Regions from separate parts of the Homo sapiens genome. Here region 1 is linked to region 2. A link is an interaction called in ENCODE POLR2A ChIA-PET data of the cell type or tissue named here. Cell type or tissue: OCI-LY7. All regions are shown on one strand. Each heading gives the region's core, and the rest is flanking DNA. Links, peaks and the distances in the headings are about the cores only. Region 1 overlaps PTEN (phosphatase and tensin homolog). Region 2 has its middle 150 kb from the start of PTEN.

The links. Peaks named below come from ENCODE experiments on the same cell type or tissue, not always from the same donor. Only the 100,000 strongest peaks of a DNase experiment are listed, where the experiment ranks them.
Region 1: POLR2A ChIA-PET joins it to region 2 with 5 read pairs; 2 of 35 experiments call an interaction of 5 or more read pairs at or near these places.

What each region holds. Positions count from the first base shown.
Region 1 is chr10:87,904,891-87,920,998 of GRCh38, forward strand. The region is part of intron 2 of PTEN (phosphatase and tensin homolog); the gene reads left to right. Among named protein-coding and RNA genes, the nearest start is that of PTEN, 49 kb to the left of the region's middle. In OCI-LY7, for the core only: no CTCF peak of the experiment used is centred there; no DNase peak of the experiment used is centred there; H3K27ac peaks cover 1,568 bases.
Region 2 is chr10:88,010,470-88,026,577 of GRCh38, forward strand. No RefSeq gene overlaps it. Among named protein-coding and RNA genes, the nearest start is that of PTEN, 150 kb to the left of the region's middle. In OCI-LY7, for the core only: no CTCF peak of the experiment used is centred there; no DNase peak of the experiment used is centred there.

The sequences.
Region 1 (16,108 bases), core at 12,911-15,410, 98 kb before region 2:
ACAGGCGTGTGTCACCGTACATGGCTAATTTTTCTATTTTTAGTAGAGGCAGAGTTTCGCCATGTTTTCCAGGCTGGTCTCGAACTCCTGAACTCAAGCAGTCCACCTGTCTCAGCCTCCCAAAGTGCTGGGATTACAGGCGTGAGCCTCCACTCCCAGTCTCAAATATTCTTTTGAAATATTTGAAATATGTTGATCTCTCAGTCTTTCAACCTTAGTTGTATGTTGATTTTCAATAAAAAGGAAGTATTTGTTGCCCTAACATCAGTATTGGCTATTCAGTTTAAAAAAGGAGTTAAAGAGATGTTATTTATAGGCAGGCTTCAAAAGAGGAAAGAATGATCAGTTTCATTCTCTGTTTCTAGCATATTCTGACTCCTTCTCTCATATTACCTCGTTTTTCCCACATTTTTTCTTTAATAAAGTGAAATTCACATAACAGCTAACCATTTTAACCACGGAAAGTGTACATTCCGTGGCATTTATTACCTTCACAGTGTTACCTCTACCTTTATCAAGTTTCAAAACATTTTATCACCCCAAAAGAAAGCCCTGTTCTTATTGGGTGCCTCTTGCTTTTTTTTTTTTTTTTTTTTTTAAATCTTGAGACGGGGTCTTGGTTTGTTTCCCAGGTTGTAGTGCAATGGGGCGATCTCATCTCATTGCAACCTCTGCCTCCCGAGTTCAAGCAATTCTCCTGCCTCAGCCTCCCGTAGCTGGGACTACAGGCACGCGCCACATGCCTGGCTAATTTTTGTATTTTTAGTAGAAACGTGGTTTCACCATGTTGGCCAGGCTAGCCTTGAACTCCTGACCTTAGGTAATCTGCCTGCCTTGGCCTCCCAAAGTGCTGGGATTATAGGCGTGAGCCACCGTTCTGGCCACCTCCTACTTCTTTCATTAGTCTTAATTCCTTAGTGGATTTGACAGTGTTTATATTATCTACACCAATGCATTTTTTTGTATGTTAATAATAGGAGATATTTATTGGGCATTTATTTACATACTTATTTGCATGTGTAACTGTTGTATAGCCAGTTTATGTATATAATCTTACTAAATCTCTACAGTAAATCTATCCCCATTTCATAGATGGTTTAAAAGAAGTTAACTTCCCCAAGCATTACTTTTAGTAAGTAGTGAGACTGAAGGTTGAGTTCTGGTCTGTCAGATTCCGAAGTTGTTTCCTTAGGAACCATATTATCTTGTGTACAACTCTTGGGCTAATCTTGTTAATATTCTTTATTTGACCTCACACTGTTGATTCATACCATGTTTAAAATTGAAATACATTACCTATATTTAAAAATTGAGACCTCACATAAAAAGCTATATTTCTAGCTGCTTTTGAAATTTCGAAGGATCTTCCAACACTTGGCTGACATTCCTGCGTGACAAAAATCAGCTGGAGCTGTGTAATGTCCGACCTGTCTCTGTCAATGAACAGATTATTCATTGTCATTTCTCATCTGTTTTTGAGATTGTAACTTTGATTCTGTATAACTCATAGAATTAGTAGTTAGACCTATATATGTTAGTTATTACATTATTTGTATATGTACAGACTGCTTTAGACAATATTGTAGTGTTATATGTTAATTTTATCAATTAAAATGTGCTATAGGATCATTGTAGAGATCTTGTCTCTAATTAACAGGATTCATAAAGAGAAAACAAAGGAGAGAAACATCCAGATTGAAAAGACCTACATAGTGCCAAGCACAATAAAAGAAACCCTATACTAGGCAAATTATTATGAAATTTGTTTTAGGACACCAGAAATAAAGATAATATCTAAAAACTTTTTAGAATCGCCTAGGAGGGATTAGGAATATGAATAGCATCTAACTTGTTGGCAGTAGAATTGAAGGTAGAAGGTGGTAAAACATCACCTTGAAAGTTCTGCATTCAGCCTAGAATTCTGTATCCAGTTAAACCATCAATCAAGTGTGAAAGTAGGGGGAAAAACTCAAGGACTAAAAAAATGTGCTCATGAAGAACATTTTTTTTGGACATTACCCAGAAGATGTGGTTCAACAAAACAAGGGAATAAACCAAGAAAGGAAATAAAAGAGCTTCAGTAAACAGAGAATCCCACTCAGAAGCAACAAAGAAGAAAGTCCCAGGATGACAGCTGTGACACAAGCTGAAAAGTTACCAGTTTTGCTTGGAGCAGGAGATTAGAACTTCCGGGAAAATAATCAAATTGATAGATGGATGTTGAAATATTTGGAGAAAAATGTAATGGATTCTTGCAAAACTGAGCAAATTAGAAAAAGGAAACAATTATTAGCATTGGTGGTTTGAGTTAACCCAAAATTGTGATGTTGCTATTTTAGGGGAATTAAGATAAGTGAAACACGTATGGAATACTGCTAGTTTTGTAAGTCTCCTTTACCATGGCAGGACATCTGTAGTTAATAAATCTGTAAGAAGCAGTATTAAGAATAATATTTTAAAATACCTAATTAAATAGGAGGAAAAAGAATCCGAGTAGTTGAGGGTGATTGCATCTGGGGAGAAGCAGGAATAAAGGTTTGAAGATAAATAGGGCCAGAGATGAGTAATTTTGTTACTGTGATAATATATTTTATATATATGTGTATGTGTGTGCGTGTGTATATATATATATGAGATATATCTCATATATATGAGATATATATGATATATATATGATATATATGATATATATATATAAAACATACAGTTCAGTAGCATTAACATCTAGCATTCAGTACATTTACATTGTTGTGCAATTGTCACCACTGTCCATCTCTAGAACTTTTTCATTATCCCACACTGACATACCACACCCATTAAATAATAACTCCTCATTGCTCCTCCTGTTAGTACCAACCATTGTTCTACTTTCATCTCTATGTATTTGACTATTCTAGGTACCTCGTATAAGCGGAATCACGTGATATCTTTTTGTAACTGGCTTATTTCACTAACTATCTTCGAGGTTCATCCATGTTGTAGCAGTTGTTAGCATTTCCTTCCTTTTAAAAGGCCGAATAATATTCCATTGTTATGTATATACCATATTTTGTTTATCCATTTATTCATCAATAGACACTTTTGGCTGTTGTGAATAATGCTGCTATGAATATGGGTATGTAATACCTGTTTGAGTATCTGCTTTCATTTCTTTTGGATATGTACCCAAAAGTGAGATTGCTGGATTGAATGGTAATTCTATATTTAAATTTTTGAGAAACCACCATACTGTTTGATATACTGGCTGCCCAATTTTACATTACCACCAGCAATACACTAGGGTTCCGAATTTGCCACATCCTCACCATCGTGTTGTTTTGTTTATGTTTTTTTTTAATAATAGCCATCCTAATGGGTGTGAAGTCTCATTGTGGTTTTAATTTGCATTTTCCTAATGATCAGCGATATTGAACATTTGCACATGCTTATTTGGTCATTTGTATATCAGCTTTGGAGCAATGATGTCTCTTGAAGCCTTTTGCCCATTTATGAATTGAGTAGTTTGGGATTTTTAAATTGTGTTTTAGAAGTTCTTTGTATACTCTGGCTGGGCACGGTGGCTCGTGCCTTTGGGAGGCCGAGGCAGGTGGATCACGAGGTTAGGAGTTCAAGACCAGACTGGCTGGTATAGTGAAACCCCATCTCTACTAAAAATACAAAAATTAGCTGGTGTGGTCGGGCGTGATGGTGCACACCTGTAGTCCCAGCTGTTGGGGAGGCTGAGGCAGGAGACTTGCTTGAACCCGGAAGGTGGGGGGGTTGCAGTGAGCTGAGATTGTGCCACTGCACTCAGCCTGGGTGACAGAGCGAGACTCTGTCTCAAAAAAAAAGAAAAAGAAGTTCTTTGTATTCTCTGAATATTAATCCCTTATTGGATATGTTATTTGCAAATATTTTCTCCCATAAAGAATGGGTTACTTTTTCACTCTGTTGATTGTTTCCTTTGCTGTGCAGGAGCTATTTAGCTTGAAAAAATCCAACTTGTCTGTTTTCTTTTGTTGCCTGTACCTTTGGTGTCACATTCAAGAAATAATTGCCAAATTCATACCATGAAACTTTCCCCCATGTTTTCTCCTGAAGGTTTTTATAGTTTTAGCTCTCACATTTAGGTGTTTGATCCATTTTGAGTTAAATTTTGTATATAATGTTATGTAAGAGTCCAGCTTCACACTTTTGGATGTGAATATCTAGTTTTCCCAGCATTATTTGTTGAAAAGAGTGTCTTTTTCCCCATTGAATAGTCTTGGCACTCTTGTTGAAAATTATTTGACAATAGATGCAAGGGTTTATTTTTGGGCTCTCTCGACTATTCTGTTAGACTATATGTTTGTTTTTTTATGTCAGGACCACCCTAATTTTAGTACTGTAGCTTTATAGTAAAATTTGAAACCAGGAAGTATATGTCTTGTGTATTTATTTACTTATTTTTTGAAATAGCATCTGGCTCTGTTGCCCAGGCTGGAGTGCAGTGGCACAATCTTAGCTCACTGCAACCTCCACATCTGAGGTTCAAGCAATCCTCCCACCTCAGCCTCCTGAGTAGCTGGGATTGTAGACACATACCACCATGCTCAGCTAGTTTTTGTATTTCTTGTAGAGACAGGGTTTTGCCATATTGCCCAGGTGGGTCTCGAACTCCTGAGCCCAAGCAGTCTGCCCTCCTCAGTGTCCCAAAGTGTTGCGATTACAGGTATGAGCCACCGTGCATGGCCCCAACTTCTTATATTTCAAGATGGTTTTGGCCCTTCAGGGCCCTTTGTGAGTTTTAGGATGGATTTTTTTTTTAACTTTTAAGTTTAGGGGTGCATGTGCAGGTTTATTACATAGGTAAATTTGTGTCAAGGTGTTCTGTTGTATAGATTATTTCATCACCCAGGTATTAAGCCTAGTACCCATTAGTTATTTTTCCTGAGCTCGCCTCCTCCCACCTGGATTTTTTTTTTTATTTCTACCAGAAACATTGTTGGGATTTTGGTAGGGATTGTATTAGTCTGTAGATTGCATTGAATAGTACTGACATCTTAACAATATTAAGTCTTTAAAGCCATGAACACCAGATGTCTTTCCATTTATTTACGTATTCTTTCTTTTCTTTCAGCAATGTTTTGTAATTTTCAGTGTACAAGTATTTTACCTCCTTGGTTAAGTTAATTCCTAAGTATTTTATTCATTCTGATGATCTTATAAATCTGTTTTCTTAATTTCCTTTCCTAATTGTTCATTCTTAGGGTATAGAAACACAACTGATTCTTCGCACATTAAATTTGTGCCCTGCTTCTTCGCGGGTTTGTTTATTCTTTTTTTGTGTTTGAAATCCTTGAGGTTTTCTGCATATAAGATTATATCATCTGCAAATGAGATAATTTTACTTGTTCCTTTCCAATTTGAGATGATTTTTATTCATTTTCTTAATGCTCTCTCATACATTCAATACTATGTTGAATGGAAGTGGTGAAAGCAGGCATCCTGTCTTGTTTCTGACCTTATAGGAAAAGCTTTCAATTCTTTGCCATTGACTATCATGTTAGCTATGGGATTTTTTTTTTCCCCCCAGATAGAGTCTCGCTGTGTCGCCCAGGCTGGAGTGCAGTGGTGCGATCTCGGTTCACTGCACCCTCCTCCTCCCGCCAGGTTCAAGTGATTCTCCTGCTTCAGCCTCCCAAGTAGCTGGGATTACAGGTGTCCACCACTATGCCCAGCTAATTTTCGTATTTTTAGTAGAAACATGGTTTCACCATGTTGGCCAAGCTGGTCTCGAACTCTTGGCCTCAAGTGATTCACCTGCCTCGGCCTCCCATAGTGCTGGGATTATAGTCAGCCACCATGCCTGGCCACTGTGGGATTTTTATATATGGCCTTCATTATGTTGTGGTAATTTCTTTTTATTCTTAGTTTATTGAGTGTTTTTATCATAAAATCTTGTTGAATTTTTTCAAATATTTTTTCTGTGCTAGTTGAGATGACCATGTGATTTGTTTTCTTCTTTCTATTAACATGATATATTGTTTTTCATATATTGAGCCATTTTTGCATCCCAGGAATAAATTTTACTTGGTCTTCGTGTATAATCCATTTAATAAGCTGTGGAATTCAGTTTGTTGGTTCTGTGTTGAGGACTTTATATCAATGTTCCTAAGGGCTACTGGTCTATAGTTTTCTTTTGTAGTTTCTTTGACTTTGCTATCAGGGCAATGCTGGCCTCATTGAATGTGTTAGGAAGTGTTTCCTCATCCATTTTTGGCAAAACTTTGGGAAAAAACGATGTTCTTTAAATGTTTGATAGAATTCACAGATAAAAAAATCACATCTAGGGCTTTTGTCTGGAATTTTTTTATTGTTATTATTGATTCAGTCTTGTTACTAGTTATAGGTCTATTCAGATTTTCTTTTTGTGTGTGTGATTCAGTATTAGTACATTTTGTACTTCTCGTTATTTCTCCATTTAATCTATATTATCTAATTTGTTGGCATACAATTGTTCATAGTACTGTCTTCTCTTTTTTTTAAACTTCTGTGCAGTTGATACTAATGTCCCTACTTTTATTTCAGATTTTAGTAATTTGAATCTTCTTTATCTTAATACAGGTAAAGCTGGGTCAATTGTTAAAATTTTTTCAAAGAACCAGTTTTTGGTTTCATTGATTTTTCTCTGTTATTTTTCTATTATTTATATCCTCTCTAAGCTTTGTTATTTCCTTCATCCTGCTAGCTTTGGGTTTATTAGTTTGTTCTTTTTCTAGTTCCTTAAGATTTGAAGTTGGATTATTGATTTGAGATCGTTTTCAATTAAATGTGTACAACTACAAATTTCCCTCTTAGGACTGCTTTTGCTGTTCTGTAATTTTTGGCATGTTGTGTTTTTTTGTTTTAATTTATTTCTAAGTATTTTCTAAGTTCCCTTGTGATTTCTTCTGCGTTTAACCGTGTATTTTTTAATTTCCACAGTTGGTGAATTTTCTACTTTTTCTTCAGTTATTGATTTTATTGATTTTCAGTGGCATCCTGTTGTGATAGAAGATACTTTATTTGGTTCCCTGTTTTTTTTTTAAAACAGAGTGTTGCTCTGTCACCCAGGCTGGAGTGCAGTGGTGCGATCTTGGCTCACTGCAACATCCACCTCCTGGGTTCGAGCAATTCTCCTGGTCTCAGCCTCCCCAGTAGGTAGGATTACAGGCACATGCCACCATGCCCAGCTAATTTTTGTATTTTTAGTAGAGACAGGGTTTCGCCATGTTGGCCAGGATGATCTCGAACTCCTGACTTCAAGTGATCCACCCGCCTTGGCCTCCCGAAGTGCTAGGATTATAGGCGTTAGCCACCTTGTCTGGCCCAGATCCTCTATTTTCTTGCCTATATTCTGACTGGGTGTTTTTGTCCATTATTGAGAGTAGGGTATCGAAGTGTCCAGCTGTTATTTCAGAACTGTCTGTTTACCTTCAATTCTGTCAATTTTTTGCTTCATATAATTGGGTGGTCTCTTATTAGGCATGTAAATGTTTTTGATTATTATATCTTCTTGCTATATTGACACTTATTGATGTGTAATATCTTTTTTGTCTCAACCTTGTTTTGATTTAGTTTGTCTAATATTAATGTAGCTACCTGCACTCTCATTTGGTTATTACTTGTATAGAATGTCTTTTTACATCCCTTATTTGTGTCTTTGGATCTGAAATGAGTCTCTTGTAGACAGCATATACAATCTCTTGTAGATTGTGTTTTTCTTATACATTCTGTCAAACTCTGCCTTTTGATTGAAGAGTTTTATCATTTACAATTAAAGTAATTATTGATAAGGATTTAACTGCTGCCATTTTGCTGTTTATTTTCTATATGCCTTACAGCTTTTTTGTCCCTCATTTCCTGCCTTACTGGCACTTGTGTTTAGTTGATATTTTGTGGTGAAGTGTTTTAATTTCCTTGTTATTTCCTTTTGTTTATATTCTGCTATTTTCTGTGTGTGTGTGTGTGTGGTTGCCATTGGGGGTCACATTTAATGCCCTAAAGTTATAACACTGCAATTTCAATTTATACCAATTTACTTTCAATAGCATACAAAAATTCAGCTCATAAGATTCAGTCCCTGCTCCCTTCCAGTTATTGATGTCATAAAATTACATTTTTATGTATTGTGTGTCTAAAAGCGTAGACTAATAATTGTTTTTTAATGCAGTAGTGTCTTAATTTGTGGAAAACAAAAAGTGGAGTTGTAAACCAATGTTACAATAATGCTAGCTTTGGTAATTGCTCATGTATTTATCATTTCTCAGATCTTTATTTCTTAATACAGCTTCAAGTTACTGTCTAGTCTCCTTTTATTTCAGCCTGAAAGACTCACTTCAGCGTTTCTTGCAGGACAGGTCTGGTGATAATGAACTCTCTCAGATTTTGTTAATCTGGAAATGTCTTAATGTCTTCATTTTTAAGGACATTTTTGCTGGATATAGTATTCTCAGTTGACAGGTATTTGTGTTTATTTGTTTGTTTCCTTTCAGGATTTTAAATATATCATCCCACTGCCTTCTGTCCTTCAAGAGTTCTGATGAGAAATCTGCTGATATTGAGGATCCCTTTGTATGTTACAAGTTGCTTCTCTCATTCCATGTTCAGGATTCTCTTTTTTCATAGTTTGATTATAATCTATCTCAGTTTTTCCTACTTGGATCTCTGAGTTTTTCCTACTTGGAGTTAATTGAGCTTCTTGAATATTTATATTCATGTCTCATCAAATTTGGGAAGTTTTTGATTAATATTTCTTCACATAATCTTTTTTGCCCCTTTTCTCTCTTTTTATTCTGGGATTCCCAGAGTGTGTATGTGTTGGTCCACTTGATGATGGTGTTCCACAGGTGTCTTAGGCTCTTGTCTTCAATTTTCCTTCAGTTTTTTTTTTCTGTTCCTCAGACACGTGGTATTTTCAGCTGTTCTGCCTTCCAAGTTTACTGATTCTTCTGCCTGCCCAAATTGGCTTTTGAATTCCTCTAGTAAATTTTTATTTCAGTTTTTGTACTTTTCAGCTCCAGCATTTATTTTTTGATTTTTTTATGTTTTCTCTTTATTGATATTTCAATTTTGTTTTTTGACATTATCCATATCTTCCTTTAGCTTTTTGAGCACCTTTCAACATTTGTTTTAAAGTCTATGTCTAGTAAGTGTCTGCCATCTGATCTTCTCAGGCACAGTTTCTGTTAATTTATTTTTTTCCTTTTGGCCTATACTTAATGTTTTGCTTGGGGTAGTTTTTTTTTTTGGTATGCTTTGTGATTTTTGTTGTTGTTGTCAAAAACTGGAATTTGAATCTTAAAGAGTGGTAACTTTGGAAATTAGATTTTTCTCTTTTCTCTAAGATGTGCTATTTTGTTTGGTTTTTTTATTTGTTGTAGAGTATTTCTATGCTGGGTGTAATCTTAAGATCTTCTCGGCCTGTGTTTTTCCCTGGGCATGTGTAGTGACTTTCTAAATTGCCCTATGTATGCAGTTCTTTTGCAGTAGTATCCTCCTTAAATGTTTGGCTCCTAAAAGGCAAAATAAATAAATAAATAAATAAAAATTAAAAATTAAAAATAAATCAAAGGGGTGAAATAGCTCTGGATCTTTAAATCCCTGGAGCAATTTTTTCAGCCAATGGCAGTTAAATAATGATAGTCTGCCTCTGTGTCACATTTTGATCAGAAGCAGCAATTAGCAATCAGAACACAGATTCCTGATATTTGGAGGGCAAGGTCTTTGTTGCCAACCTTGACTCTTACAAACTGTGTGCAGGGTGCTCTGGGAACATGTGCATGGTTGCCTGCTTTGAGAGTGGGTGATGGGTAGCCGCGACGGCACAAAGAGCTGAAATTGACTCAAACTAACTGATTTACCATTCAAGTCTTTCCTTAGAAACTGAAAACCTGAATAGACTCCAGAGTTCCAGAATCACAGATTCTGCTTACAGTCGTCTAGGTGGGGAGATGGGTTCCTGGTACTTCTGATTCTGCCATCTTTCTTTGACTAATTTTTTTTTTTTGTTCTTGAGATGGAGTCTTACTCTGTTGCCCGCCCAGGCTGGAGTACAGTAGCATGACCTCGGCTCACTGCAACCTCTGCCTCCCGGGTTCAGGCAATTCTCCTGCCTCAGCTTCCCAAGTAGCTGGAATTACAGGCGTGCACCACCATGCCTGGCTAATTTTTTGTATTTTTAGTAGAGACAGGGTTTCACCATGTTGGCCAGGCTAGTCTCGAACTCCTGACCTCAGGTGATCAACCCGCCTCAGCCTCCCAAAGTGCTAGGATTACAGGTGTGAGCCACTGCACCCAGCTCTTAGACAAATTTTTTATTCCAAACTTTTTTTATTTTATCATTTGAAAGGTATATGTTTATTATTTTGTCAAAAATAATTTTAAAACGTATTCTTGAAGCTTATTTAGATCTGTTTCATAGGAACTGTGAAGAAAGTAAAGAATTTAAAAAATGAAGACAGATTTTCTCACCCTGCTTATGGGTGCTTCTCGTGCTAGCCTTTTGCAAGTGTCGGGAAGTGTAACCTGCAGGAGGCATCAGGGCTTTGGGCCTGCATGGTCTGAGTGCTGCCCTGTGAGTTTCAGAAGGCGCAGCAACCTGTATACCTGAAAGCCATCTCTGCTGGGGCAGGTACCTAGTGTCCCCACCTACCTGGGTCGTAGTCAGGCCCTGGGCAAGCCTGCTATGCTTTTCCTTCCCTAATCCCTCAGGGGTGGGATAGAGAGCACAGTGGCCTCCCAGGGAGGTAGAAGCTGCTCCAGACTAACAATCAGAGCTGCCAGTTCTTAATCCCCAAGACCGCCAGACTTCACAAAGACATACCGAGGTCTGTGCTGTCAGTGCCCCACTACTACACTCCCTTAAGTAGCCCCACATTCTTGTGCTTGTTTCTTTTTTCTGCTCTCTTTCCTTGCCCAGGTAAGAGGTCTGCCCATAAGGGATATTTTGCAGCATGTGAAGCTTTTTAAAAAGTTAGGCTTATTGAAGTATAATTTACACACAAAGTACAAAAAAAAAAAGACTGTGTTCTCAAATCTGTGAGTCATTAATGGGTTTAGATGTTTATATATTGAAATTATTGGAAGTAAGGTATGTTTATATTAGAAAGATTTGTAGTCTAGATTATCCAAGTTTTGGGAGTATTACCTCTCTGCTTTTGTTTATCTACTTTTTTAGTCTCTACTTTCCAAGTATCTATAGGCAAATTTTCCCATTTCCCTTTGGAAAGTGCTGTTTTCTTGCTTTTTTTCCGCCTTTCCATTGTGTCAGACTTATAAGGCAATCAGCCAACTGTGGGCATGAAATCCTTGGGAGGAAAGAGAAGGAAGTGGGAGGGGCAGCCATGGTGAATGTTTCCCTAAGTTATAGTCAAGTTCTTTGAGAGAACATAACCTCATCCCCTTTTTAAACTGTTGTAATACTTTCTTTTAAATAGATTGTTTATTCTCCTGCAAGTCTCACAGTTGTTCACAGTGGTAGGTAAGAAATCATAAAGTTCAAATATTAAAGGGAGCTCACAAAAGAGCATGGTTTCACCAGCCCTCACTAAAAACAAAATTATGGGAAAATGCTGTAAAAGAAACCAGAATTCTTGGTTGCAAATGATAGAAAGTGACTCTGATTTACCTAATCAGAAAGGAATTTTTAAAAAAGTATTAGGTAGGTCATAGTTTGACAACAAGACTTGGAAGATAGGTGGAAGCTAAGGGAAGCAAGACATGGCCCCAAGGTTTCAACAGGAGCAATCTGCTTAGGACTTTGCTGCTTGGACACTTGGTGTAATAGCTGCTGCCACTATGCCTCGAAACTGGTGACTCTGCTCATTAACTCACCTCCTCTGGTGATCTCTAGGAATAATCTCTGACTCTCCTGTACCTTGTCCTCACTAGGATTCGGTATCCACGGCAAAAAGATCTATTAATAGTTGGTATCAGGCCTGTACATGTGTTAAGAGAAAGATGAGGAAAGAAGTATCTGCTTCTAATCTCTTGAAATTATCTCCAAATTGAAATGGTATTTTGGTTGCCTAACAGCCTGAAGATGACAAATATCCCCTACAAATTTCTCCTATTTTACCCTCTTCCTAACTATATCTGTAATTTAAAGTTTCACATATTCTTTTGAAAATTGTTTTCATTGTTTACCCACTTTTTAAGAAAAGCAAATGGGAACATACTACCACTGTTTGGCCCCTTTCAAAAATTTTATATCTGAGGAATCTTCCATATTGTTGTGGACATCTACCTACCTGATTCTTTTATTAACTACCTTTTATTTCATTTTATGATCATGCTATCATTAATAGGCCCCTATGATGAATATATAAGTTGTTTCCAGTTTTTTTTTTGTCATTGAGAACAGTTCACATATGTATCTTGTTGTCTTTTCCAAGTATATCTTTAAGGCAAATTCTTAGCAGTGGAGTTGCTAGGTCCATTGCGTCTATGGTTTAAACTAGTGCCTTCAAAAATGGTATTTTATATACTCACTGTTTAAGAGTGCTTCTTCCTTCTATCCCCACTAACTTTGGCAAACTGAATAGTTTCAAACTTTAACTTTTTATAGCTTGTTGGCAAAAAATGGTATCTTGTTATTTGATCGTGTTTTTTTAATTGTGAGGTTTAGCGACTTTTTGATGTATTGGTCTTATGTACTTTCTGGTGTGTGTGTATGTATATACTGACCCTATTTTCAACTTATTTTTCTTTTAGTTTGTTTGTATTTTCCTTAATGATTTTCAGGAAACCAATTTTATTCTTTCTTCAGACAGTTGTCTAATGTTCTGCTTCTCTTGCCATTTGAATTTTGTGACTACAAAATTCAGATGAAACAATAATAGCATAAAGAACTTGGTGGGTTATCTTTTGTTTTGCATTATTGATTGTTTATTAAGAAATATTCTTTAAAAGTCACCTTGCTTAAATTAGCAAGTAGGAAATGCTTTCAATAAAGAGAACTGTCATGTACCCACTACTCCTTACTTACTGAATCATCTTCTTTTGGATAGAGAAGATAAAAGTGAAAAGGGAATTTAAGAGTTCCTGCCTTTTTCCTTGTCTTTAGCATTATATAGCTGTTTAATGTGTGGGAGTCTAATTTCTTTTTTCTTTCTTGAGACAAAGTCTCACTCTGTTGCCCAGGCTGGAGTGCAGTGGCACAGTCTTGGCTCACTGCAACCTCTGCCTCCCAGGTTCAAGCAATTCTCCTGCCTTAGCCTCCTGAGTAGCTGGGACTACAGGCATGTGCCACCATGCCCGGCTAATTTTTGTATTTTTAGTAGATATGGGACTTCACCATGTTGGCCAGGCTGGTCTTGAACTCCTGACCTCTAGTGATCTGCCTGCTTTGGCCTCCCAAAGTGCTGGGATTACAGGCATGAGCCACTGCACCTGGCCTAATTTTTTTATTGTTCTTTTTGGTGTGAACATTCTCCCCTCCTCCAAGCCTTTTGTTTTTACTATTTTCATGTTCCTTTATATGTGCTGCTGTTTTGTTTCATCTGTAATTATCTCTCATCCCCTTTTTTGGCTATTATAATATATATATGTACGTTTTGAATCTGAGCTTTGAAGGTAAATTCACTGCAGCTGTGTTGGTTGATTTTAGATAATTTGTGTATTTCCTCCTTTGTCTTTTTTAAACTGGAGTCATTTGTAGTTGTTTATACAGAATTTTAGTTTTTAAAACCACAAGTCTTTCATTATAGGTTGAGTTATGAATTCATAGCCTGTTATTTAAATGAAGCTTTTGAAATCTGTTTTACTGATCTGTATCATATCTAACTACGCCAGTATTTCCTTCCTTGTCTGACGTGAACTCTAAAATTATGTGAACACTTTCTCCCTGTTTCCTGGCATTTCCACTCAAACTTGTTCCTCATTCTTAGTTAGAAATATATCCAGAATTGTAGTTTCTTTCTAATCTAATGACAGAAGCAAATTAATCAAGCATGGCAAGAATTTATTGGAAAACTGCATGTAGTTGAAAATATGTTTAGTATATATTTTGACAGCTGTGAAGTCTCTAATTTTTACTGTACCTTTTCTCTGTTCCAATTTTATGCTCTATTCTAAGGATGTACCCATTTCTACTACCTGACTAGGGAGCATGTGTATTGTATCCCAGCAGATTTTTTTTTTCATAGATAGATATCCTTTAGATATCTGTTATCCAGTGTAGGTAGCCACTAGCCACATGTAGCTATCATTATGTTTAAATGTAAATAAAATAAAATAAATTTACTGAGTTGTTTTTGCTAGCTACATTTCTTGTGCTCAGTAGCTACATGTGGCTTGTGATTACTGTATTAAGACAGCACAGATACAGAACATTTTCATTATTGCAAAAGTTCTGTTAGACAGTGCTGTTCTATACAGTGTCATTCTGCCTCTCATTCTAAAAAGTTCTAATTCCTGAAGTTGATGTACTCTTTCTGTTGCTGTCCTCTAGCTTAATCAAAATAAATTTGAGTCTTTTTAAAGGTAGGTTGCATTTTACATACTGATATTTCTAAATCAGAGGCTATTTATATTACTTTTTTTATATTACTTTTAAAAATTAGCTTTATTGGAGTATAATTTACATGCAATAAAATCTACCCATTTTAAATGTACGGTTCATTGACTTTTGAGAAATACACACACACACACACACACACACACACCTTCTTGTAAACACACACCTTCTTGTAAACACAACAACCAAGATTTAGAACACTCGCTTTATGAAAAGTTTCCCTCATGCCCATTTGTAGTCAGTCCCCAAACCTGGTTTCAGGCAATCTCTGATCTGCTTTCTATATGCTTTGCCTATACTAGGATTACATATAAATACAGTCATATAGCATGTATTCCTTTTTGTGTCTGGCTTCTTTCTTTTAGTATAATATTTTTGAAATTTATCCCTGTTGTTACTAGTATCAATAATTTGTTCTTTTTTATTGCTGACTAATATTACATTGTATGGATATGACATTTCTTTATTAGTGTGGTGGGCATTTGAGTTGTTTTCAGTTTGGGTCTGTTATGAACAAAGCTGCTGTAAGCATTCATGTGCAAGACTTTTGTGGACATATATTTTTGTTTCTGTTTATTCAATACCTTTGAGTAGAATTGTTGGGTCACATGATGTAGATCAGTTGAACAGAGTAGATTCCAGAAAAGTTCACATACACATTTCTTGACAAAGGTGCTGAGATTATTCATGGGAAAAGGATAATCTTTTAAACAAATAATACTGGAACAATAGAGAAAACAAAGTGAACCTTGACTTTTATGTCTTATCATATACAAAAATTAATTTGAAGTGGATTGTTGACCTAAATGTAAAAGTAAAATTTAAAAATATAAAACTTCTAGATGAAAACATAGGAGAAAATCTCTGTGACTTTTGGTTTAAAGATTTCTTAGACAGTACATATAAAATTAACTATATAAGGAAAAAATGGACAAATTTGACTTTATCAACATTAAAAATTTCTGCTCATTGAAAGACTCAAAATGAAAAGGCAAGCAGTTTTGGAGAAAATATTTGCAATACATATATCTGAAAAAGGACTTGAATGTATAATATATACATAAAGATGCTCTTACAACTTCATAATGAGAAAATAACCCCATAAAGAGAAGGGCAGGCCGGGTGCAGTGGCTCATGCCTATAATGCCAGCACTTTTGGAGGCTGAGGTGGGTGAATTGCTTGAGCCCAGGAGTTTGAGACCAGCCTGGGCAACATGGTGAAACCCAGTCTCTACAAAATAAAAAAATACAAGAAATTAGCTGGGCATGATGGCATGCACCTGTAGTCCTAGCTGTTTGGGAGGCTGAGGTGGGAGGATAGCTTGAGCCTGGGAGGCGGAGGCTGCAGTGAGCTGTGATCGCACCGCTGCACGCTTGCCTGAGCAACACAGTGAGATCCTGTCTCAAAACAAACAAACAAAAAAAAAAACAAAAAATGGAAACAGAAATTTTACAAAAGAAGATATATAGATGGCCAGTAGGCATATGAAAAGATGTTTAAAATCAGTCATCAGGGAAATGAAAATTTAAACGTAATGAGATAGCTCATATTTACTGGAATGGCTCAAAAAGGGCTTACAGGAATTGGCA
Region 2 (16,108 bases), core at 5,419-7,918:
CTCGGCTCACTGCAACCTCCACCTCCCGAGTTCAAGTGATTCTCCTGCCTCAGCCTCCCGAGTAGCTGGGATTACAGGTGCGCACCACCATGCCTGGCTAATTTTTGTATTTTTAGTAGAGATGGGATTTCACCATGTTGGCCAGGCTGGTCTTGAACTCCTGCCCTCAGGTGATCCGCCTGCCTCGGCCTCCCAAAGTGCTAGGATTACAGGTGTGAGCCACTGCGCCAGGCTAGTTATTTGGTCTTTCAAAGCTGAGCACTGAGGTAGAAGGACACTGAGAGAATGTCTAGATTAATAAGAGAATGAGGAACGAATAACTAATTAATTTAATAAATATTTATTTAGAGTCCATTATGGGTCAAGCACTGTTCTGGGTATTGGGATATGTTAGTGAAAAACACAGACAGATCTCTGTCTTTATGGAACATACATATTCTCATGTGATGGAATCAAGAAAAGTGAGGAAGAGAAAGCTTCAAGGAGGGAGGTATGATCAACAATTTCAAGTCTAAACAAATTAAAATAGGACTGAAAAATGTCTGTTGGGTTTGGCAGTTAAGGAGTTAAGCTGCTGGTCTAGAGGAATTATTGTATTGGAAGCCAGATTACCATGGGCTGAGTGTGAATGGGAGGTGAAGAAGTAGTGTCTTAGTCCATTTCTGCTGTTATAAGGAAATACTCTAGGCTGGGTTATTTACAAACAACAGAAATCTATTTCTCACAGTTCTGGAGGCTGGGAAGTCCAAGATTGAGGTACCAGCAGATTTCGTGTCTGGTGAGGGCTCATTCTTGAGAGATGGTGCCTTCTATGTGTCCTCACAGAGCAGAAAGGGCAAGGCAACTCCTTTCAACCTGTTGAAAATAAGGTCACTAAGCCCTCATGACTTAATTACTTCCTAAAACATTCCTCCTCTTAATGCTATCACATTGGGTATTAGTATTTTGTATAGTTTGGCTTTGTCCCCACTCAAATCTCTAATTGTAGCTCCCATAATTCCGCTGCGTTGTGGGAGGGACCTGGTGGGAGGTAATTGAATGATAAGGGCAGGTCTTTCCTGTGCTGTTCTTGTGACAGTGAATATGTCTCATGAGATCTGATGGTTTTATAAAGGTGAGTTCCCCTGCACATGCTCTCTCTTGCCTACTGCCATGTAAGACATGACTTTGCTTGTCATTCGCCTTCTGCCATGATTGTGAGGCCTCCCCAGCCATGTGGAACTGTGAATCCATTAAACCTCTTTCCTTTATAAATTACCCAGTCTCAGGTATGTCTTCATTAGCACTGTGAGAACAGACTAACACAGTATTCCAACATATAAATTTTGAGGGGACATGTACTTTCAGGCTATTGTATAGGAATCATTTAGAAGTTCAGCTATTAAGAGAAGGGGAAAGGTCAGTAGCTAGAAGAAAGGCTGAAAGGATATTTGTTGTAACCTGGGAAAGGCTTGAGTGTGTTATGCTGATGGTACAAAGGAGTGTCAACATCTGGAAGAATAAGGAGAATTAGTAAGAGGTCAGTGGTCAGGCATGAGGCGAGGTAGAGGTAGAGAGATCTTTGAAAGTGCCAAAGTCGATGGGAAGGAGAGCTGTAGGGAGAGAGTCTCCTTAGGTTGCTGGAATGACCTTAGCAATATGCTCTCCACTGTCACTAATGGGAAACAGTGACACACGTGGCACTTATTTTCAAGAGCCATGGCAAGAGATGATCTCCAACTCCTGGGTCCTTATTAGGATCCAACCTGCCTAAGCACAGTGCTTCCTTCCAAACCACAGAAAAGACAATCAGAAGTGGTGGGGACGCCACTCAAACCTGAAGCCACCGTGCAGGAAACTTAGGCCTTAGAAATGAGGAAATGGCAGGATTCCTTCTGCTTCATTTTGGTTTTCAGAAAATGAGGAGTTCTGCATAGGAACTTGGAGTGACAGACTCTGAGTGGTAGGATAAGGTCAAGCAGCTTGTTCACTGTTCAAGGGCACCTGGGCTAGGGAACAAATGGGGACCGAAAATCCTCTGTTCATCAAACTCATGCCTGGGGCATAGGACTGCAAAGAGACCTCTCTCTCTCTCTCTTTTAAAGAGACAGGGTCTCACTATGTTGCCCAGGCTGGTCTTGAACTCTTGGCCTTAAACAATCCTCCTGACCCAGCCTCCCAAAGTGCTGTGATTACAGGCATTAGCCACTGCCCTTGGCTTATTATTGTTATTATTTTCTAATTCATACAGACTGCTAGCAGCAATCCTGGCCAAACTCACATACTACTATAGAAGCTCTACCTACTGACTCAGAAATTATTCCTTATCTTTAAGGAGCTTAATTCCACACTCTTGAACACCCGGAACACAATTCTGTTCCCAGGGTGTAGTAGGGACTTCTTGAGTGGGTATTTTTAGAAGTGCTATTTTTGATAACCAAGTAATCATCCACAGATGCGTCACACAAGCAGTAATGTGAATATTAAAGAAACACGTGGGAAACATCTACAACCTCATTAGAAAGCAAAGAAAGTAGAATAGAGCAGCCTCGAGGCAACATTTTATACATAATCATATCAAAATTGAATGATTATGCCCTATGTGGGGAAGTGGGTGATAAAACTTACACTCACAGGGCAGCTGGCATCATTTGAGGACAAACCTGTTTGGAAAGCAGCATGACAACATGCAGCATGAATAATAAAGATGCCCCTCTTCTTTTTCCCCACGAAGTTATCCCATGCCTGAACATTTATCCCATGTTACTAATTCAGAAAAAAGCCTTATATATATGATATGAAGTTGTTCATTGCAATGTTATCTATAATGTCAGATAAATAGGAACTCAAGAAATAAATCATGCACTGATCAAGGAATAAATGAATAAGTTCCACGAAAGGAACATTCCATATAGGGTAGCTTCATAATAATGGTATGCTTCCAGAAGCCATATGTGCAAAATGTGTGCCACTCAAATACCATATACAAATTATACAGTGGTGTCTTTTGTTTTCACAAGTAATCTTAAACAAATTTTTTGCAAGGAAAAAAATCTAGGCATTGTTTAAATGCTTCCAATAGAGTAGTGAGTAGTGGTTCTCAAACTTAATTGTGTATCAGAATCACCTGGATCATCCCCCACTGCCCCTCAGAGATTCTGATTCAGTAGGTTTGGGTTTGGGCCTGAGCATCAGCTTTTTTTTTTTTTTTTTTTTGAGATGGAGTCTCACTCTGTCTCCAAGGCTGGAGTGCAGTGGTGCGATCTCGGCTCACTGCAATATTCACCTCCTGGGTTCAAGCGATTCCCCTGCCTCAGCCTCCCGAGTAGCTAGGATTACAGACGCGCACCACCACGCCCAGCTAATTTTTGTATTTTTAGTAGAGACGGGGTTTCGCCATGTTGGCCAGGCTGGTCTCGAACTCCCGACCTGAGCTGATCTGCCCACTGCGGCCTCCCAAAGTGCTGGGATTACAGACATGAGCCACCGCGCCTGGCTGAGCATCAGCATTTCTAACACATTCCCAGGAGATGCTGATGCTGCTGGTCCTGACACTTTACTTTGAGAAACACTAGTTTAGAAAAACTAGCTTTTGCCCAGGGAATCACAATTATCACTAAGCATCTAAGTAGAAAGCAAAAACAAAGACATACATTCCTTGAGGTCACAAATTGTGTCTTGCTTATCCATGCATCCTCGGCAACCTGACTCCATGCAGTGTCTACATAAATGCTTTTTGAATTGAGTTGCATCCATAGGCAGAAATTTCAATAAACAGTGGGGATCTTCACTTTCCAATTTCTTGTTATCAACTGGGTCATAGTAGCATTCATGTTGAAGCCATCACGGTCAGCACAGGCACTCTGAGCTGACCCTTAGAATAGTCAAACTGCTGCTGAGACTGGGCAATGAAGTAGGTGATGAATTTTGCTGTTGTTATATTCTGTGCCTCTTAGAACACTGAATTCTTAGCAACAGAAGCTGAAAAATCAACCCACTGGCCTAGCAGTGAGGAATGGTAAAGAGAAGTGCCTATGATGTCAGCAGACTTGAGTTTATAAAAGAGATGTACTACAATTAAATAAAATACTTCAATTACAATTAATATCTTTATACAAGCTTCTTTGTATTTTCCGAAATTGTGGAAATGCTAGTCACATGCTTTCAAATTGCTCTGCAAAAGGATTTTGCCAGGGATTTTAAATTTTACTTCTAGTAATAAAGTTTCTTTATAACTTTGCTGATATTGGATGCTATTAATCTTTTTATTCTTTATATTTTAGGGAAAAGTTATTTTTACTGTTTTAAGTTGCATTTCTTTGACTCTAGTGAGGTTAAGCAAATCTTATGTTTAAAGCAAATCATCTATTTGTATTTCTTGTGTGACTTGCTTGCTCTAATTTTTTGCTTATTTTCAATGCAGTTGCCTGTCTTTTCCCTACTTATTTGTAATTAGTTTTTCTGAATCGTAAGTAGTTATGCATTGTTGGTTATATGTTTTCTCAGTCCGTTGATTGTCTTTTAACATTTTTATGGTGCTTATCAGACACATATTTAAATTTTTATACAATTGATGCCATCATTTTTGGTTTTGGCTTCTGGGTTTTCTGACCCACATGAAAGATTTATAAGATTAAAAAAATACTTTTTGTATTTTAACCTTACACTTTATTTTAAAATATTTTGTTCTTTAATCAATCTGGAATTTATTTTTAGTATGGCACGAGGTAGTGATCTAATGAATATCCATTTTTATAATATCATAACTATACTTTCCCCATGAAATGCTACTTTATTTACAATCTTTTTTTTTTTTTTTTTTTTTTGAGACAGCGTCTCGCACTGTTGCCCGGGCTGGAGTGCAATGGCGCGATCTCGGCTCACTGCAACCTCCACCTCCCAGGTTCAAGCGATTCCCCTGCCTCAGTCTCCTGAGTAGCTGGGATTACAGGCATCTGCCACCATGCCTGGCTAATTTTTTGTATTTTTAGTAGAGATGGGGTTTCACTATGTTGGCCAGGCTGGTCTCGAACTCCTGACCTCATGATCCGCCTGCCTTGGCCTCCCAAAGTGCTGGGATTACAGGCATAAGCCACCACGCTTGGCTTACTTTTATAATTTTTAAGCTCCCATAGACATGTAGCATTTTTGAATATTTTGTATCAGTGGGCTAACTCTTTATTCATTAGCTAATACTACCTATTTTAACCTTGGCTTTTTGTTAGAGATTGTGGTGAGCCAAGATTGCACCACTGGACTCCAGCGTGGGGGACAGAGCAAGACTCCATCTCAAAAAAAAAAAAAAAAAGTTTTCCCTTACTGTTATTTAAAAAATTATTGGCTTCTCTCATTCATCTTCTTTTTAAAAATTAAAATTAATTAATTAATTCATTAATTTTTAGAGACAGGATTTTGCTTTATCTCCCAGGCTGGAGTGTTGTGCTCAAACATAGCTCATTGCAGCCTCCAATTCCTGGGTTCAAGCAGTCCTCCTGCCCCAGTCTCCCTAGCATCTAGGACTACAGGCATTCTCCACCATGCCCAGCTAATTTTTTTATTTTTTATTTTTTTTGGTAGAGGTAGAGATGAGGTCTCACTGTGGTGCCCTGGCTGGTCTCAAACTCCTGGCCCCAAGTGATCCTCCTGTCTCGGCTTCCCAAAGTGCTGGGATTATGATGTGAGTCACCATGCCCAACCCTCATTTTCTTTTATATAAAATTTAGAAGCAGTTCGTCAACTTCCAGAAAAGTTTGTGTTGGAATTTTGATTAAAAAATGTATTTTCTGTTTTGCAGTGGGCAGATGTATGCAAACCTATCCTAAAGTTCAAGGAAGCTGAGAGGCCGAAGAAAGAGGCTGACAAATCTAGTTTCTCAGAAAGAAACCTTTAACAGGGATTTAGGAACAGAAGCCATGTCTGGGTCTCAGACAGGGCAGGATGAGATGGTGAGTTCTTTGTGCCATTACCCCTGAGGCCCAGGGCTTATATACCATAGGAGAGGGGTGGTTTGGAAGAGATGTGTAGCGCCATTGAAGTACGAGAACATCAAGATTGTTTGACCTACAGGCAGGATTTATAGTAGTAAGTACCTGCTTTTATGCAAGGGACAATGTAGAGAAACTGGAACTCTCAGAGCCCTCTTGGAACTGGGGTTAATCAGAAGCCAACCTGGTGAAGTAGCATCCAAAGTGAAGTTGCTTCACCCGCCACAATTTCTATTTAAAACAACAGTATATTTCATTTATTTAGATTTTCTTTTATGTCATTCATATTATTCTTGAATGTTTCTTCTTGGGTTTATTCCAAGTTTGTTGCTTTAGGAATAGTACAGTATCTTTTTTCTTTTAACTTTCTAACTGATTATTATAGACAATTAGATATTCTATTAAATTTTGTGGTCTTGTACTAGCCATATTTACTCTCAGATGAGTTTCAGAAATTTCTTAGTTTATTCCCCTAATTTGTTACTTTATGTAGACAATTATATTATCTTCAAAGAATCATCACGTCTTTTCCTTTCTCATATACATATTTCATTAAAAGTTTTTTCCTATCTTATTTAATTTGTTAGCATGGCTAGTAAAATATTTATCGATTGCAGGGATGGCAGGTTTTCTGGTGCTTTGTATTATTTATTTGTTTATTTTTGAGACAGGGTCTCACTCTATTACCCAGGCTGGAGTGCAGTACCAGGATCACAGCTCACTGCAGCCTCAACATCCTGGGCTCAGGAGATCCTCCCACCTCAGCCCCCCAAGTAGCATGGACTACAGGTGTGCACCACCATGCCCAGTAAATTTTTTATTTTCGTAGAGTCAGGGTCTCACTATGTTGCCCAGGCTGATCTCCAGCTCCCGGCCTCAATCAATCTTCCCACCTCAGTCTCCCAAAGTGCTGAGATTACTGGTGTGAACCACTGTGCCTGGACCATATCTTTTACTTTAATGGGAATTTTAAAATGTTTTGGCATTAAAATGGTGCTTTCTATAGGCTTCTACTATATTCCCTTCCAACTTTTGTTAAGTTAAAGAAATGTCCTCTTATTCCTTTTCTAAGTTTCTTTCCTTTTAAAATTGAAATGTGTATTGAAATTTACCAAGTGCTTTTAAGCACTATTGAAATTTGTATATCATTTACTTTGATCTGTTATTGTTATTCTACCTGTATTCTACCTGTACAGGAATATTCTACCTGTATTCTACATAGAATACATAAAATAAATTCTACATATTTTACTTAGAATACACAGAGTAAATTCTACTTTGTCATAACATTTTATTCTCTTAATAATCTGCTGGATTCAGTTTTTCAAATAGTCTATTTGTATGAGCTCATTAGTGAAATTTGCTTATGAAGTATTAATCACAAGTTGATTGACCCAAGGCACCTTCCAGTCCTTGTGTCTATTCAATCTCAATTGAGGTTGTTGTGTGCTCTTCTAGTCTTTATAGTATTTTTCTCTTGCATATGTTTCTATTTTCAAACAATTACTCATGATTTCTAGTCACTGATGAGACTTTCTCCTATTTTCCAGGGCTTGTTGGGCTTATCCTTGTAATATTAAAAATATTTGGATGGGAGGATCAGCGGTCATCTGTGTTCAGTCTATTATCTTGAACCAATTCCAGTATAGTTGCTGCTGTATTTAAGAAAAATTTTATGCCTGTTTTATAACTTTCTGCCCCATTAAATTATCTTTTTTTGGACTAATAGTTTTGTATTAATTGTTCTGAGTGTTTTAGAAAGGGAATGATATTATATAAAAGCAACTTTAGGCTCGGTGCAATGGCTCACACCTGTAATCCCAGCACTTTGAGAGGCCAAGGCAGGGGGATCCCTTGAGCCCAAGACTTTGAGCCTAGGCAACATAGTAAGATCCTGTCTCTACAAAAAAATGAACAAAATTAGCTGAGTGTGATGGCATGCACCTGTAGTCCCAGCTACTTGGGAGGCTGAGATGAGAGGATGGCTTGAGCCTGGGAGGTCAAGGCTGCAGTGAGCCGAGATCACGCCACTACATCCAACCTGGGTGACAGAGTGAGACACTGTCTCAAAACAAAACAACAATAAAAATTTGTATCTCTTTTCCAAAAAGGATATCTTTTTTTTTCCTTTCCATGATCTTATTTTATTGGCTAGAGATTTCAGACCATGTTGAATGTGTATGGGGACAGAGGGTATCCTTATTACTAAAGTTAATAGGGCTCAATTTTGTACATGTATAGAATATTTGCTGCTGGTTTTGTAGACATTTTTTATCTCATTTGAGTTATATCTTTGTTCCCTTTACTTCTAGGTTACTAAGTAATTTTTAAAAAACTATGTATTGCTGTTGAATTATTATCAAATTCCTTTTTGACCTTTATTCAGAAGGTCTTCCTTCACCCCCCTTGACTTATTAAAATAAATAGATTTCCTAATTGAGGGAGATCACCGTCATCCTTTTCTCCATGGTTTTCTTTCATCATCACCCTATTGTCTTTGCAGTGCAGGATGAACAGCAAGACCCTGACAAGCAAAAGGGTGTCTTCAGCCAGTGAAGATGGCAAAATGGATAGACAGAAGTGTGCTTTTCTAGTTGTTTATTTTTTTTGTCTTTCCCATCATGTTAAAAAAATTTTCATCACTCTCCAAAATCCCAGTCCATCCCCAAATAAAACAAGGCCCTGCAGAGAGTCAGCTTTCTGGCTAGAGTGCAAGGTACATGCTGTAGCCATTGGACAAAACGAAGCCAATTGGGTAACAGGATAGAAACCATGACCCTGGCTCTTTATCGATGAAATAACCAGGCACAGACATCACAGGTTTTCTCTTTGCCAGTTCAAAATGCCAAAAAGGGATGCAGGGGAAGAATTAATGAAGATTCTCTCTGATGTAGCTTCTGTACTCCCTCCCCATAGCGTGTGTTTGCTTTTTGAGTAGGGGATTTGATTCTGAAATACACCATACTTGGCAATTTTCTTTAAAGCTTAAACTCTTAGAACTAAGTCTCAGGATTTTCGATGGCCATGGGCAAATGCTTTTTTTGTGGATACTGTTTGATGAATGTGCCCAGTTGACGCCTATGCTCACAATTTCCACAAGGAACATCCTGAACCTTTCTAACTAAACACAAGGCTAATGAATTATGTGTGGGAAACTCTCTCTACCTCTCTCTCTCTCTTTTTTAAGTATGTAGCAGTCATGGAAGTTGAGCCATCTTTCCATTAGTGCATGATTGCAAATGTCTTTCTTAGTATTTAACTACAGGATAAGACAATGGCCTAAAAACTAGGCCCTAGAGATGAGCCTAGTAGGCTAGTTTCCCAAATTGTGAGAGAGTATTCAGGATGTTCTTGCTACCCAACAGTATATTCCATGGAGGTAGATCTAGGAAACTCTGATAAGACTTCCGGGCTGCCACACTCAAGACCTCCAGCACCTTTGCCACTTGAACCAGTGAAGAGTCTCACAGCCTGCCCTAACCACAGCTCCCTTCTGAGAGGAAAAGCTGCTCACAGTGAGTGGTCATAGTTATGGTATTTATCCCCATTCCTACTGCCCCTATTCACACATATACATAACAAGCTAACTTAAGGGTGACCCAACCATAGGCTAGTGACCTTCCTCCAAATGCTTTTATTTATTCTATTATTTTTATTTTAGAGGCAGAGTCTTGGTCTGTCACCCAGGCTGGAGTGTAGTGGCATGATCTCAGCTCACTGCAACCTCCACCTCCCCGGTTCAAGCAATTCTTGTGCCTCAGCCTCCTGAGTAGCTGGGATTACAGGCATGTGCCACCATGCCAGGCTAATTTTTGTATTTTTAGTAGGGACAGCATTTTGCCATGTTGGCCAGGCTAGTCTTGAACTCCTGACCTCAAGTGATCTGCCCATCTCAGCCTTCCAAAGTGTTGGGATTACAGGCATGAGCCACCGTACCTGGACCCCCAAATGCTTTTAAACGAATCACATTGCTCTCTCAGCAAGGAAGAATTGGAACACTGAGAGACTAAGCCAGTTAGGTATCACAGGTGAAGTTGGGGCAGGCTGGATCTTAAGAGACCAAGTACAAGTTAAAGTTTTGAGGGAGAAAAGACTGAGAAAGCAGAGGACAGTGGATGGTAAGAAAGAGAAGAAAACAGATGTGCTGAGAAAAGCAGAGAAGTCCTACACATTAAGTGGCCATGGTTCCTATTGCTTCCCAAGCTCCAGTTCTCATGAGGCACCAGGATGTATTATAGTTTACCGTCTTTGGGAATCTATGAGATTCCTATGTATTCTCATAATATTAATCCTTTGTATGTGTCAACTTGAGTGTTCTTGCAATCAAAAGACCTGGCCTAAGATATGGGCAATGTGGGAAATCCACATTTAGGCAGGCAGTGGAAACTTTAAAACTCTGTCTTTAGTGCCAGCCAGTTACTTTTAATTTGTTTTCCTCATCATAGGAAACCTTATAGAATTGGAGTGTGAATTTCTTGGTGCAGGATGGGAATGCCCAGAGCTTGAGGATTTAGGGTTTACTGGCAGGGCTGAGATCTCTTCACACTCCTACTCAAGAGGCATGACTATCTTCCATCACCTCAAGAAGGTTTTAACTAATGCTTTCAAGATGTGAGTGATTGGTAATTTACAAATGATGCTGGGTAGACTGTCTCTGACATATCCACTTGCACCTCCAGAACTCTTTATATGAGCGATACTCACTTCTCAGTTCATTTGCTCAGTAAACAAAAGATCAAAGGGGAAAAAAAGGTAAGAATTAATAGTAGGAAATGAGCATTTTAGAGAAATGTCTGAAATCAGCTGAGTGCAGAAAGAGAAAGCTTGAATGTGATAGACATCAGCTCTAGAAATTTTCTGAACACTCTAGGATTCTTATGAACCTGCAGCCATCCTTCAAGGCCCAATTCATAGGGTATTCTTTTCTTGAATTGGGAATTGAAGGGTGGATAGGATTTAGATATGCTGACTTGAGAGCAGTGGCATCCCTTGTGGAGAAAATAGCATGAGTGAAGATCTGGAGAGGGTCGAGGCCACTATGTGTGGAAAACTAAGGACAATTCAGTTTAGCTGTGGGGCTAAGGGTACACAAATGGAGGAAGACGCATGTTAAACCAAAAAAGTAAATTGCGGCTTAACCCCTGTAATGGCCTCTAGGCAGGCAAAGTGAGTATCAGAGTTTCATGAGTGAGGGAGGGAGTGATTCATTAGCTGCCTTTAGGAATATTAACTTGGAAACACTGTGTTGTGAGGATTAGAGTGAGGAAGGAGTGGACATTGGGAGATCTGGCGCAAGATAAGAAAATAGGCTGGGTGTGGTGGCTCATGCCTGTAATCCCAACACTTTAGAAGGCTAAGGTGAGAGGTTCCCTTGAGTCCAGGAGTCTGAGGCGAGCCTGGTCAATGCTGTGAGACCCCCATCTCTACAAATAATTTTTTTTAATTAGCTGAGAGTGATGGCATGTGCCTGAAGTCCCAGCTACATGGGAGGCTGAGGCGGGAGAATGGCTTCAGTCCAGGAAGTTGAGGCTGCAGTGAGCTATGTTCTCACCACTGCACTCCAGCCTGGGTGACAAGGGAAACCCCATTTCAATCAATAATAATAATAACAATAATAATGTAGTTTTAATAAAAGGAGAACAGGAAGAGAGCAGATGAAAAAGAAATTAAATTACAGAGAAATGGCTCAAGTAGGCCTTGAAAAGAAGCAGTCTGTGTTACCCTTGGAAGTTGCCTGCTTGTGTTGTTGGCAGGATAATGGTACTTTTAGGAAAGTGGAGAATGCCAGAGAAGGAGAAGGAAGTGAGGAGGAGGAAGAAATAGGGGAGGAGAACTCATTCTTGAATCAGTTTAAGAAGCTTCAAAGACTCAATTGATGAGTGAACATCAGATTTAAATACACCCTGTCTCCATTAGGGAGATACCCAGAAAGATGCACTATGTCATGGCTAAATTAGGCTGAGTTTCATGTCTGCATGAAGAGAAGTGTATTGGTCTATGTCTGTAACATATATATCACTAAATTTTTCAATGTTTTTGTAATTTGTATAAAAATCTCAAAAAAAAAAAAACAGTCTTTTTTTTTTCCCAAGGGGATTAAGCTATCCTATGGCGTATAGCCTTGGGTTTTTATTTCATTGTAATAATTTTCTAGTCACTTAAAAAGTTCTTGCGTATTTAGAATTTATTACTCCAAGTTTGAAAAATCTAAGGCTTTGTGTCTTAGCACATTGCATCTCTGTTAAGACATTCTTTCCACAAAGACATTAGAAGGATCTCTGGAGGTGACTGATGAAACAATAATTTTGAGTGGATTTAGGGTTTTAATTACTGTTTTATTTAATTGTGAGTGGGCACTGTGGAAAAAAAATCCATCAACAAAGGAAACAATTGTTCCAAAGAATTACATCTGCATTTATTCTCTGTCAAAAATTTCTCATTAAAAATGTGTTTCTTTAAAAGTAACTCAAAGCAGCTGATGAAATACAAGAGCATGGAAAGTTTCAAATCCCAGTGCAAACTGGATTCATCCAAGATCATTTGCCAGAGACTTGACTCCATGGTAAAGAGCTTCTCACCATTTCTCACATCCATTAACTGGGTTTCATACTTACGCTCAGATGCTGGCAGTTTTATTTCCATAGGTGGATATTTTCCACTCAAACACTTCCTTTTCATAATACTTTTGATGTCTCTAGAGCATTAATACTGTTTGACTTTTCTCTTTAGTGATGACTCTGACTCATGTTTTTTTTACTTTAAGAGAGTGGGTGAAGAAAGAAAGAAGCCATAGGCAGCTCTACTAAAGAGGTGAAAATCCTAAAGACCATTCCACAATGTCTGAACCACCATCAAAGACTAGTGTGTGAGAAATGACAGTTACTGAGATTATTCCCAAACCATTCTCTAGTTTTTTTGGAAAGATCAGGCCTGCATGAGAGGCCACTGGGGTAAATCTTACAAAAAAATAAGACTGTAGGAAAAAATAGAACTACCATTTGATCTAGCTGTCCCTCTTTTGGGCATAAACCCAGAGATAATGAAATCACCACCTTTTTAAGATATCTTCACCCCCATGTTCACTGCAGAATTATTTACAATAGCCAAGATATGGAAACAACCTAAGTGTCAATCAGTGGACAAATGGATAAAGAAACTGTGGTGTGTATATACAATGGAATATTATTCAGCCCTAAAAAAGAGCAAGATCTTGCCATTTGCCACAACATGGATGAGCGTGGAGGATATTATACTAAGTGAAATAAGCCAGACACAGAAATACAAATACTGCATGATCTCATATGTGGAATATGACCTCACATGTAGAATATGCTGTCACATGTGGAATCTAAAAACAAATTCACTGTTGGGCCCTGTGACTCATGCCTGTAATCCCAGCACTTTGGGTGGCTGAGGTGGGAGAATCACTTGAGACCAGCCTGGGTAACATAGTGAGATCCTATCTCTACAAAACAAATTTAAAAGATAGCCAGGCATGATGGCACCCACCTGTAGTCCCAACTACTGAGGAGGCTGAGGTGGGAGGATAGCTTGAGTCCAGGAGGTCGAGGCTGCTGTGAGTCATGATCATGTCACTACATTCCAGCCTGGGTGACAAAGTGAGACTCTGTCTCAAAAAAAATAAATAAATAAAGTAAATACATTGAAAATATTTAGAGACAGAGAACAAAACAGTGATTACTGAGGCAGGGGTAGAGAGTGAAGACGAAATGGGGACATGTGGGTCAGAGGATAGAAAGTGGTAGATATGTAGGATGAACGAGTCTAGAAATCTCATCTACAACATGAAGATCTTAGGTAATTAAATTGTGCTGTGTATAGAATTCACTGTAAATGAGTAGATTTTAGCTGCTCTTGCCATGGGTAACTATGTGAAATGACGACTATGTTAATTTGTTTTCACTATAATAACCTTTTTACTATCTCTGTATATCCCTTAACATGTTATATACCTTAAATATACATAAAAACGTTTATTTTTTTAAAAAGATTACAGAAAAACATCTCTTTGAAGCTGGCACTGCTGATGAAAACTAAAGCAATAGATGGAGAAAAGAGGACGATAAAGAAAATTTGGGCTGATATTCTCCAGAAAAGGAAAGGGTGGCCACCTTGTCAATGGATTTGTTGAGCACCCATTATGTGTGGGAAGGGATTACCAAACGCTACAGAAATCTCTGTCTTGAGGTCATGTAACAGTCTATTGAGGGAACAAGGCACATATATACCAAAATGATTTAAATAGCAAGGTAAGAGTAGCATAATAATTCTCAGCAGCTACTGAGCGTTGTATAGACATTGCTTATTTAATACTTACCAAATCAGCCCATGAAGTAGATGGGTTTGTTAAAATGTATTTGCTGACTGGCAACAGAAAAGCCAAAAAAATATATACTGGCTTAAACAAGTAAGGAGGTTATTTATATCATGCTACAAAAAGCCTAGAGTTTGTTGCCCTGGTTAGGACCACCTGGGACACAGTCTCCTCCATATTTCTGCTCTACAGCCCTTAGCTCCACAGTCATAGTTGCTGCCCATTCAAGCATCACATCTGTGTGTAAAGCAGGATGAAGGATGGTGTAACGGGCGTGGGGCACTTATATAAGAAAAGGAATGTTTTCCCAGAAATTCAAGAATACTTCCTCTTATATACTATTAGCCAGAACAATGTCAGTAGGCTACCATCAGCTTTAAGGAAGCCAGTTGCTTGAGCATTTTAGCTGGGCACATTGTTACCCTGAACAAAACTGGGGCTCTATAAGAAGGAAAAATGAGGAGAGAACTTACATTGGGAACATAAATAGCAGTGTCTGCCATGGTGGGTTGACTATGTCATTTTACAGATAATAAACTGAGGCTCAAAGAGGTTAAATGGTTTGCTCAATTTATCATACAACCAGCAAATAGCAGAGCCAGGGTTAAAACCCAGATGTGAGTGAATCCAAAGTTTTTACTCGTAACTCCCATTCATTACTGTCATGTGGCGCTTCAAATGAATGATATAAATAACTTGATGGTAAATGCAGGGTGGGAGTAGATCAATACGATTTTGGTAGGTAGAAAATAGGGAGTAAAATCATGCAGAGAGAAAGATTTTTCCTACTGTTGGAGGCCTTTGGGGGACAGGAAAAAGTCCAAATTGATTATCAGAGAGTTATTGTTAGGGAAGAATGGGAAGAAAGCTCAGAAAGAAGTGCTGGGACACCAGGCTTCCTTGATAGCTCCCAAGTAACAAGTCCAAAATGGAATTTCTGATTTCTCTGTTCCCTAATCCACTTTATTCTCCATCTTTTCCCATCTCAGTAAAATTCACATTTATATGCCCAGCTGGTTAAACAGAAAATCTGAGGGTTGACATTCATCCTTCTGTTGCCCTCACTCTCACATCTGCAAGTTCTGAAGTATTTACCTCCAAAATATCTCTCACTATGTCCTTTCTGTCACTATCTCTGCCCCTTGCTCATCCAGCTTGCCACCAGCGTGTGCTTGAGAATGGAAACAGCCTCCTCCTAATGGGTCTGCTTGCTTCTTCTCTTGTCTCCTTTAGCCAGTTCTCCACTTGGCAATCTTGAATGAACTTTAAACATTGTAAGCCAGATCATATGACAGCATCCACTTAAAACCCTCCTGTGGTTTTTGTTGCACTTGGAAAGGACCCCAACTATGTCTTTGGCTTAGACCCCAGCTTTGTTTGTGACCCTGCACAGTCTAGTACTTCCTTACCTTTCCAATCCCATCTTGCACCGCATTCACCTTTGCTCACTCTTGGGCTCCAATTACAGTAGCTTCTTTGCAATTGTTGAAATGCTTCTTGCCTTGCCCAAGATCCTTCTTTATGGTTTGGAGTACTTTACCCCTGGTCAACTCCTGTTTCTTCATATTTATGCTTAAACATCATCTCCTCAGGCGGGGTTCCCCACGTGCTCTCTCTAAATCCAGTCCCTCTTGTTCTTCTCTATCAGAAACTTAATGATTTCATTTTTTTTCACATTCAGATTACTTTCCTACATATGTAATTATACCTTTATTTGTTATTTGTTTACCTTTTTCTGGTCTGTCTCCCCTGCCCCCTATTAAGAACAATGAGGGCAGAAGCTGTATTTGTTTTGCTGCTGCTATATATC